2 separate regions of the Homo sapiens genome follow, and region 2 is linked to region 1. A link is a loop called in an ENCODE intact Hi-C map of the cell type or tissue named here. Cell type or tissue: Caco-2. All regions are shown on one strand. Each heading gives the region's core, and the rest is flanking DNA. Links, peaks and the distances in the headings are about the cores only.

Region 1 (5,385 bases), core at 141-5,140:
GTTGTGTTTGGAAAATAATCCCTAAGCCTGGGAGGTGCACCAAAAGAATTTTGTAAGCCAGTGGTGCCATCAGTGTCTAACGGTGCCTGGAAAATCTGGTGTTTGCAAATAGGACCTACCTGGCTGGAGCGGGTCATTAAGAAGGAGGTTCTAGATTGCCTGCTAATAGGGCAACTGGAAACCAGAGAGGCAAATTGAACAAATAAGAAGATGCAAGTATCTTCCCCTAGTTTAGGAAGCCACTTGATGTAGCGATGCAAGCTTGAAAACACTGATTTTGGGTTTTTTACATCAGCTCACTCAGCTAGCTGCGCTTCTTCGTTTCTCAGGTATTGAGAAAGGGTCAAACTCCAGTGCCTTCAGGCATAAGGCTAGCAAAACAATTGTCATATAATAAGAAACACTTGTGTTGCAGCTCAGAAAATGATACCCTCAAATATGCCGCTTTAAAACTCAAACTGAGAGCACCTGGAAAGCAGCAAATGCAGGTAAGGGTTTTCTCTGATCTTGCCTTATCTGACTCAGGGAAGTTCCCCCAGAAAAATAGCAACCACGAAAGATTAACTCACAGAAAGAGAATAATAGTCTGATACCTCCTTCAGAGAAACTTGTACCACTGGCTATCATCTATTCTTCTGAGGGCTGCTGCCATAGAGACTTGATCTGCATAATAAGACAGCTTTTACTCGCTGTACAGTTCCTCCTCTTGCCCCCATAGCTTGTTGCCACCACCCTCCAGGGCACCCTAGCTTCAATTCCTTTCTGTGTGGCATAACAACTTTAGTCATCTGGTCTTTCTTTGACTCTTATATTTTGTGAGGCTTCTGTTCAATTGCAAGTAATGAACTGTATGCTTTTCCTTCTGTGAATCTGCCTACTATCAGTTTGTTCCAGGGATCCAAATTATTGAACCTTAAGAGAGTGCAGGGAAAGTTTAAAACTGGAGAGTGTACTTCTCTTCCAAGGGAATCTAAATTTAATGTTTTACAATCTGAGCTGATAAAGACCAAAAAAATTAATTTGTCTGCAGCTTGAATTCAGCCCCTCAACTGTTAACTTCGATACTCTACAACCCCACGGTGGCTACAACTGGTTTTAAATTATTCAAATCTGTTTCTGGGAAGATAAAAACTGCCTTCTCATGGTCACTAAGGAAGAATTTTAAAGGATCTTATAAGGAACAGTAAACACTTTATGAAGCTATAAGTCAGGGCTAAGCTCTAGGTCCTAAAGACCCCGAGATGACTAAGCCAAGTTCCCTCCTCAGTGAGCTCCTGGACACATATTCAACATTGCCAATATCATTTGTTCAGTTTCCTGTCCCCTTGAATCATTAGAAATGCTTCCCTGTAACAGTGTTGGATAAATCCAATTTTACCTTCCTTAAAGCCAGATTTTATGTAATATTTATGAGACATTTTTACTGTAAGAATTAGAAGCCATTGATACTGTTGTCCACTTTCCCATGGTGGGGTTAAACACATGTTACCCCAAAGCTGAAGGAATTTAAGAAAACCACAGAAGTAGAAAGGTCACTCTGATCTTGCCCTACCCTTTTTCCCTGGAACAGGTCGTAACACCCTCCCCATACCCACAGGAAGGAACATCCTTATATCTGAAGACACAGAGACACAAAAAAGAATCTGAACAAATAGACTTTACTAAGTTTTCCTCCATTGATTACATTTAGTTTAAACCATCTTTGTCCTATCATATTTCTCCATGATTGTCTACTCTTGATCAAACCTACTGTAAAAAGCTTCAGGTTTGTTTCTTCGGGTCTTCATTTCCTTATGAAGGCTCCCACGTCATGTAAAACTTTAATTGGTATGGCTTTTCTCTTATTAATGTTAGGGCTCAGAATACAACACCCCCAAATAAGGGCCTCAACAGCAGCCTCAGAAGCAAAAGTTTTTCTCTGCCCTACTATCTCTCAGTCCCATCTTCCCTGGAGACTAGCCATAGAAACTAGAATCCCTCTTCCCCACGGTGGGTCTTAGAAACCAGAACCCCTGGCCAGGCGCGGTGGCTCACGCCTGTAATCCCAGCACTTTGGGAGGCCGAGGCGGGCAGATCACGAGGTCAGGAGATCGAGACCATCCTGGCTAACACGGAGAAACCCCGTCTCTACTAAAAATACAAAATAATTAGCCGGGTATGGTGGTGGGCACCTGTAGCCCCAGCTATTTAGGAGGCTGAGGCAGGAGAATGGCGTGAACCCGGGAGACGGAGCTTGCAGTGAGCCAAGATCACGCCACTGCACTCCAGCCTGCGTGACAGAGCGAGACTCCGTCTCAAAAAAAAAAAAAAAAAAAAGAAACCAGAACCCCTTCTCCCCAGAGTTAGTTACAAAGCCTCAAACGATTATTCTAATTTTCCCTCTGCCTTTCTGTGTAAAAACTGACCACAAAGAAATTATCCGACCTACCTTGTTTGACTACAGGTCATAAGATCCCCGTTCCAGAAAGGATCCTGCCCCATATCCAGAAGAAAGGAATGTGTGCTCGGACAGGCTGAGAAGAATCTAGACAGACGGGGCTGGCTGGGTTTCCCCACTCAGCCTATTTACATTAGATTCTATCCTTTTTGTCGAGTCACATTTCTTTTTTTTTTTTTTTTTTTTTTTGAGACAAACTCACTCTGTCACCCAGGCTGGAGTGCAGTGGCACAATCTCAGCTCACTGCAACCTCCACCTCCCAGGTTCAAGCAATCCTTCTGCCTCAGCCTCCCAAGTAGCTGGGATTATAGGTGCCCACCACCACACCCGGCTAATTTTTGTATTTTTAGTAGGGATTTCACTATTTTGGCTAGCCTGGTCCCGAACTCCTTTTTTTTTTTTTTTTTTTTTTTCTTTGAGACGGAGTCTCACTCTGTCGCACAGGCTGGAATGCAGTGGTGCGATCTCAGCTCACTGCAAGCTCCACCTCCCGGGTTCACACCATTCTCCTGCCTCAGCCTCCCCAGCGGCTGTTACTGCAGGTACACACCGCCACGCCCGGCTAATTTTTTTTTTTTTGTATTTTTAGTAGAGACAGAGTTTCACCGTGTTAGCAAGGATGGTCTTGATCCCCTGACCTCGTGATCCACCCACCTTGGCCTCCCAAAGTGCTGGGATTACAGGCATGAGCCACAGTGCCTGGCCCCGAACTCCTGACCTCAAGTGATCCGCCCGCCTCGGCCTCCCAAATTTCTGGGATTACAGGCGTGAGCCACCACGCCTGGCCATCCAATCACATTTCTACATGGCTATCTAACTGTTAAATCTAAACATAAAAATGGACAATTTCTCCTCTATCTTTGGCTCTTCATTCTGAAGATTCATTTATACCCATTAAGTAAATTTGAAGCGGGGCACAGTGGGTCACACCTGTATTGCCACCACTTTTGGGAGGCCGAAGCAGGAGGATCCCTTGAGCCCAGAAGTTCAAGACTAGCCTGGGCAGCATAGGGACACCCCATATCTAGAAAAAATATAAACAATTAGTCAGGCATGGTCCCTGTGGCCTGAGCTACTTGGGAGGCTGAGGTGAGAGGATCACTGAAGCCCAGGAGGTTGAGGCTGCAGTGAGCCAAGATCATGCCATTGCACTCCAACCTGGACAACAGAGCAAGACACTGTCTTAAAAAATAAATAAATTTTTATTTTATTAATCAGTCTGCCTCACGTCAGAGATTTCGAGCAAAAATTTAGGGGGCCAACGGCCTTGGCTCCTGTAGTTTGGTGTTACAAACGGGATCATCAAACCTGCTCTGCTCTTCTAGAAGCTACAAAGATGAGAACCCAAGAACCTGACAAGCCAGCAAAAAGATAAGAATTTTTCTACCAGTCAGACTCCCAGCCTTTCTCTATGTATAATCTGGTTGGGCAGCCAATGAAAATGACCACTTGTCTCCTCTGCAAAGTTTTCATTAGTGGAAGAAAAACATTTGCATATGACTGGTCTTGGTGTAGTGACTCTGGTATACCTTTTGGTACTTTGTGGTATGATTATTCATATTGTCTGAAATAAATTTAATGACTTTTTTTGTTAGAAACATTGCTGATTCTATTAATGTTTGGTTTTCCAGGGTAAAGAGAACTTTTTTTTCTTTGAAGCTATTTATAACTTACAACAAATTGGGTAAAATATACTTTTGCAAGCAAAATGAAAGCATTTTTCTTTCTCTCTACCAGATTTCTCCAGAATTTGAAATGATTTGTGAGTATTCTTAATTTAAGGCAATATAGTTATTTGCATAAATTCAATAAGAATCTGTTTTCTTTTGTAACAGGACACAATTGGAAACACTGGTTATTTTACCAAGGCTTTGACTGGAGTGGCATATGACCAGACTGCTTTGAGGAACTGAAGTGAATTAATAGAACTGATAAAAAACCCCTTCAAAATACTGGCCTCTTACCTTGCCTAAGCAATTTCTTTACAAAATTTCTGACCTGTGGTAAGTAAAGAATGTCACTTTCTTGACCGGCCCAGGAACCTCAAGTTATTTTGGGAACTCAAGAAGAGAAGAATTTACCCAATTTATACGGGTATCTGCAGGCACAAATAAATTATCAGCTTGGCTGACCTAGAGGGTCTTTTAAAAGTCTAATTTGAGGTTTCATATTTTAAAAGTTTCAGCAAAGCCAATTTAAAGGAGCCTATATGACCAATCACTATTCTTGCTGCACTTTATGCAAATCATCAGGCCAAGTATAATAAGAGTAAAACTTGTTTTACAAATAAATTGGTTGTATTGTGATTCATCCTTAGTAAAAATGGGAAACCAGAGAGAAAGAAATTATGTTTCAGAAAAAAACTATAGTACAGCTATTATTAGATTATAACCTCATCTATTGCTTTTCAGTTTTTATTGTTTATCTACAATTTGGACTCAATCCTGAACTCTCCTGTAGTTACAAGTCTATACCTAATATTTCTCATTTTTCCCCATATGTCTGACTTGGAATCACTGAAATTAAAACTGCTTTTTCCTAAAGCCCCACGAGCTGAAGCTAGACAACTTGATATAAATTTTAAGAGAAATCACTATAGCAACTAAATATCTGAACAGTCTTCATGCTTGTTGATGTATTGACTGCACAGAAAGTTTCCTGGAATATCTGATGTAAACTGCAAACTAGATTGCCACTATCTTCTCTGACTTCATCTGAACATGCTTCAAGCTCAACATCTAAAAATCCTCTCAACTGGCTGACCTCTGGACTAAAAAACTGAGTTTATAGTTTGTTCTAACCATTAACTCTGGTTTTTCTTTGATATGCACAGAAGTTCTTCTTACTAAATATCCAATTGCTCAAATCACATAGAGGACTGACTTTGGGGAAAGCCCATCAACAACAGCACTGCCTGATTCACTGTTAACTATTTAACTGGACTGGC
Region 2 (5,385 bases), core at 273-5,272, 52 kb before region 1:
GGTGATGATGATCATGACCCACATTTGTAGTGGGAGTGGTGCTTGAGTGAAGCAGAAGGATTTCAGATGTTGTAGGTGCTAGATTTTATGGGGGAGAAATCTGTTAAGACGGTCAGCAAAACCTCTGGGATTGCGGGGAGTGAAGAGCTTTCAAGGAGGACACCCAGGTTTCTTCCTTGAGCAGTTAGTTGGTGATGCCAGATTCAGTAAGGGGATCAGTTTTGGAGTTGTGTGGTGAGAGAGATAAAGGAGTTAAGTGTTCAGTAAGGTGAGTTCGAGGAGCCAATAGGTACATCTAAGTGGAAATTATATTATATGAATCATTAAGAAGAAACAGTAGATAAACATTACAAGTCCTCATTATTCTTCAAATAGATATCTATTATATTGACCTATTGTTGAAGCTCTAGAGTACATCAGAAAATTAGTTATTTAATGTACTTTTTTATCGGAGTTTCTGTATAAATACTAAAAAACCCACAAAATATAACAATAAATATTAATTACTTTCCATAGCCTAGTTCACAACCTTTTTTATATGCTAAAGAATTTCATTGCTACATAGAGCTGAGGCAGTGCACTGAGAATGAGACCATTTACGGTTTTGAGGGATTAGCTAACCATCTGTTGGCAACAAGACCTAAAAGAGTTTGCAGAGGGTAGGGGAGCTCTTTAATAAATGTTTCAGTTAGTAATAGGCAAGCTTCAGGTTCTCTCTGCATACCAGTGTTTCCCAGAAAACTAAGCATTGGAATCAGATAGCAGAATGGAACCATTTTTCCTTTGGTGTATAACTTGTGATAACTACTGTTTTGTCTTATTATCTAAAATGCGTAATAATAAAACTTAATAAAGCAGAGCTCGTGAGCTTCCTTTTTATGTCAGTTTCCCATTTTTAAAGATGTATACTCTATTATCAAATAAAGCTTTGAGATTTATAATTCACATATTCTAATGTTGCTGGAAATTTGACCTAATCAGATAATAACTGGTAGAAATGTATACGTGCTCACAATTGCAGTACAAGGAGCAAAGTGATAAATAAGATGTATATTAAATTCTGTTTAAGTTTCCAGCAATTTTTGTACTCATTGGAAAAAACAAGGCTCAGATATTTGAGTTTACCTCATGAGAGCAGTTGTTTACATGTGCTTACAATATTAATGTTTTAGAGGTGTGTTCACATAGCTTACAGTAACTGTTGAGGGAACTGATAACCAATTTAACACTTGGTTTTGACAGTCTCATCAAGTCCCACCATTGGCTGATACTATATATATTTTTAAAAACATTAATATTCACAAGTATGCTAATACTTTATTTCATACCATTAAAGTACAAATGCTTCATTATCTTTCTTTTAGCCAGACTTTGGAGTTCAAATAAAATAACTATGAGTTCAATTTTTAAAGGAAAGGAGGAATTACAAAATGTATTTTTTTCTGATGAATCAGCTAAAACTTTTTTTTAAACTAGCTCCTGAGTGGCTCTCCGCTTACTCCATTTGAAAAGCTAAGCAGATTTAAACTGGTTAATTCTGGCAGACATAAATTTTCAGGTCCACATTCCTAATTCACCTTCAGCATAAAAGTAGCGCTGTTTAACTTTAATAACATGGCTTGAACTTATAAAAATGTGTGAATATATTCTGTATTTTGAAATGTATTAGATATTTGAAAATGTTTTATATTTTTATAATTTTTATATTTTTAAAAAACAATTGAGGTAGCATACTTATACTCTACTAAGTTGAGAGATATAAAAGTAATATTTCTGTTATTTATGGTATATAATGAACATTTGTGAGTTGAGGAATTACTGGCTGTTGGATCTTGGCAGATTGAATTTACTGCTGTATGGAAAATGATTGAGTATAATGCATTTCTTCTAGAAAATAAAATTATCTTGATAAGGTTTTAGTAACTATAAAATGGAAATGTGAAAAATGTTAGATGCTTTGATTTTCTTTAAAAATAAATCTAAATAGTTTATTGAATTTTTGACTTTTATTTGCATTTTTCTGGTTCTGGTTTTTTTTTTTTCAATAAACATAATTTAAGAACATGATTTACTGTGTTTTAGGGAGGAAAACTTGTTCAGTATTTCTGTTATTGAACCTCATAATATTATAGATATTTTTGCAAGTGTGTACTTCAGAAGGTTTCATGAAGAAAGCACTATAATGTAAAGGCCAAGAATCTGTAAAGGTAAATTGCTGGGTTCAGTAGTATTTTTTTATATCGTGCAGTAACATCTCTAGACTAGGATTAAAATTGAATAATTAAGTTCTTAGAAAGATTTTGCTATCCATAAGAATTTAATATTACTGAATATTGAAGCAGAAATTATTAGGCCACATTGTATATTAATACTAATATTCTTTAGCATTTTTCCTCTAATTCACAGACTATCAGGGACTCTGATTTTACTAAGATTTGTATGTTCTTAAAGTGACTTATAGAAAACAAAATTTCTCAAGTCTTTTGTTTCTCTTTTTTTTCCATAGGGGTACCAAAGTCTGATCTCTTGCACACCAAATCATTAAGGGGCCATAAAGACTGCTTTGAAAAATACCATTTAATTGCAAACCAGGGTTGTCCTCGATCTAAGCTTTCAAAAAGTACTTATGAAGAAGTTAAAACCATTTTGAGTAAGAAGATAAACTGGATTGTGCAGTATGCACAAAATAAGGATCTGGATTCAGATTCTGAATGTTCTAAAAACCCCCAGCATCATCTGTTTAATTTCAGGCATAAGCCAGAAGAAAAATTACTCCCACAGTTTGACTCCCAAGTACCAAAATATTCTGCAAAATGGATAGATGGAAGTGCAGGTGGCATCTCTAACTGTACACAAAGAATTTTGGAGCAGAGGGAAAATACAGACTTTGGACTTTCTATGTTACAAGATTCAGGTGCCACTTTATGTCGTAACAGTGTATTGTGGCCTCATAGTCACAACCAGGCACAGAAAAAAGAAGAGACAATCTCTAGTCCAGAGGCTAATGTCCAGACCCAGCATCCACATTACAGCAGAGAGGAATGTAAGTAAAATGGGGAGAAAAGTAAAAGTTGGGTGGTTTGGGATTTTTGTACATTTGTATAGATGTGTAATGGGTCAAGAATTTTGCTGTGGAATCATAGATTTGGGAAACATTGTATTTAACAGGTTCACCTTAGCAAAAATGAGACATCTTAAAATTTTTCATTCACTGGGATTCTGTCTTCTAAGCATTGAAGTTAAGCAATTTCCATGTTTGTTTTGCCATTTAAAATGATTACACTAAATGGAATCAACAAACTGTGAATTGGAACATCTAGGACTCGTATAGTTTAGAAGTACAGCTTCATCTGTTGGCTAATACACATTGTCATGTTGCTGATCCCTGTAAGACTAATTGACTGGTGGTGGCATTTCAGAAGCAAAAATGTGACATTTTACTAAAGGCCAAAGGTAATGTGTGCACTTATTGTAAAGTTAGAAAGGGTGACTCATTCTCTCTACATCTATTTCTACAAAAATTTACAGAAGCTGAGGTGATTTTAATTGTCTTGAAATCATGTTTTCAGAGCCAGAAGGGACCTCTGCTATCTTGTTATACAACTTCTTGATTCTAAATGTGAATTATTTAAGATTCTACATCTAGACAGACAAATTTATTTTTCAAACTGCAGGTTATAAACTATCTAATGCTTAATCAAAATAAGCTTAATGGGTAGTGACTAACACTTTTTAAAAACTGAAACCGAATAGGAGATACCAGAATTCATTGGACCTACTACTATTTTTTGGTGAAACTTTTATTTCATTGGAGGGTGGTGATGTACTGGGAGTGATAAAAAATATGTTTCTGGCCAGGCACAGTGGCTCACACCTATAATCCCAGCACTTTGGGAGGCCAAGGTGGGAGGATCACTGGAGCCCAGGAGTTCAAGACCAGCCTAGACAACACAGGGAGACCCCATCTCTACAAAAAATAAAAAAATTAGGTGTGGTGGCACACGCCTATGATTCCAGCTCCTAGGGAGGCTGAGGTGGGAGGAATCACTTGAGCCCAGGAGGTTGAGGCAACAGTGAGCCATTGATCGCACCACTGCACTGCCACCTGGGTGACAAAGTGAGACCCTGTCTCAAAAAAGAATAAAAATAAAATTTTCTTACCATGGGTTGTGGTCAGGGTTTGAAAACTTCTACTCCACACTTACGAGCGTTAATGGTTGAATACTGGAGTACTGCTGAATGTTGTGTTGGCAGTTAAGTGCTGATTTTTAAAAATAGGATATTGTGTTGGTGATGTAAGCAGCATGTTTTCCTAGGTTGTTGTGGTAATAGTGAATACATTTTCATGTTTCAGTGAATTCGATGACTCTTGGTGAGGTAGAGCAACTGAATGCAAAGCTCCTACAGCAAATCCAGGGTAAGAATCACTGTCAGTACTTTTTTGTGTGTGACAAATTTTGACATAGAAAATCATCTATGATAGGACACCACTGGCTTTATCTACATTTAAATTTGGAAATGAGATATTCAAACCTGTTAGAGTTTCCAGAGCAAAAAGAATAAGAAAGAAACAACTTTCAACTGCAGAGGAAATACATTTTTCCTTTTTTTTTTTTTTTTGCGACAGAATCTTGCTTCATCACCCTAGCTGCAGTGCAGTGGTGATCCTCCCGAGTAGCTGGGACTTACTGTCATTACACCCAGCTAATTTTCTATTTTTTATAGGGAGGGGGTTTCATCATGTTGCCCAGGCTGATCTCGAGCTCCTGGGCTCAAACAGTCCTCCTGCCTCAGCCTCCCAAAGAGCTGGCATTACAGGTGTGAGCCACTGCGCCCAGCCACATTTTTCTTTTCTAAGTGAAAATGGAAACTACCACCTCTTACTAACATTTTATTGACTACCCACTATTGCACCAGGCACTATGTGGGAGTCCTCCCAAACAGTTCTTTAAGGCATGTGATATTAGTCTTTTTTGTTAAATTATAAACAATTTCAAACATATATAAAAGTAGTGAGACTAGTATAGTGAACCCTTTAAGCCATTTTCACCAGCTTCAACTGTTAGCAAAGGCATAATAATCAGTATCTCTACTTGCATCCATTCCCATTGCACTACCAGTAGCATGGATTATTTTCAAACAAATCCTAGCTAACACACTGTTTTTTGTCCATAAATAGTTTAGGATTTCCTCTAAAAGAGATAACTTTTTAAAAAACAGTCACAGTCTCATTATCACACCATTTAAAGTTAATAATTCCTTAACGTCATCAAGTATAATGCTAACACTAACAAGTAATGTTCAGATTCCGCAGTTGTCTCCTTTTCAATTTATTTCCTTTTAGATGAGAAAATTGTACTTCAGAGATGTTAAGTTGCTTACAGA

The links. Hi-C counts contacts between places; a loop is a spot of excess contacts. Peaks named below come from ENCODE experiments on the same cell type or tissue, not always from the same donor. Only the 100,000 strongest peaks of a DNase experiment are listed, where the experiment ranks them.
Region 2: a loop joins it to region 1, with 5 times the contacts of the local background. A loop is called at or near these places in 5 of 110 quality-filtered maps.

Annotation. Positions count from the first base shown.
Region 1 is chr21:17,742,412-17,747,796 of GRCh38, reverse strand. LOC124900465 (a long non-coding RNA gene) reads right to left here and starts at 2,502. Exons shown (of 3, transcript XR_007067823.1): 1 at 2,429-2,502. In Caco-2, for the core only: no CTCF peak of the experiment used is centred there; a DNase peak (open chromatin) is centred at 2,516.
Region 2 is chr21:17,794,240-17,799,624 of GRCh38, reverse strand. C21orf91 (chromosome 21 open reading frame 91) reads left to right here. Exons shown (of 5, transcript NM_001100420.2): 3 at 2,507-3,043; 4 at 4,355-4,417. All of the region lies in intron 2 of LOC124900465 (a long non-coding RNA gene), which reads right to left. Among named protein-coding and RNA genes, the nearest start is that of C21orf91-OT1, 4.4 kb to the right of the region's middle. In Caco-2, for the core only: no CTCF peak of the experiment used is centred there; no DNase peak of the experiment used is centred there.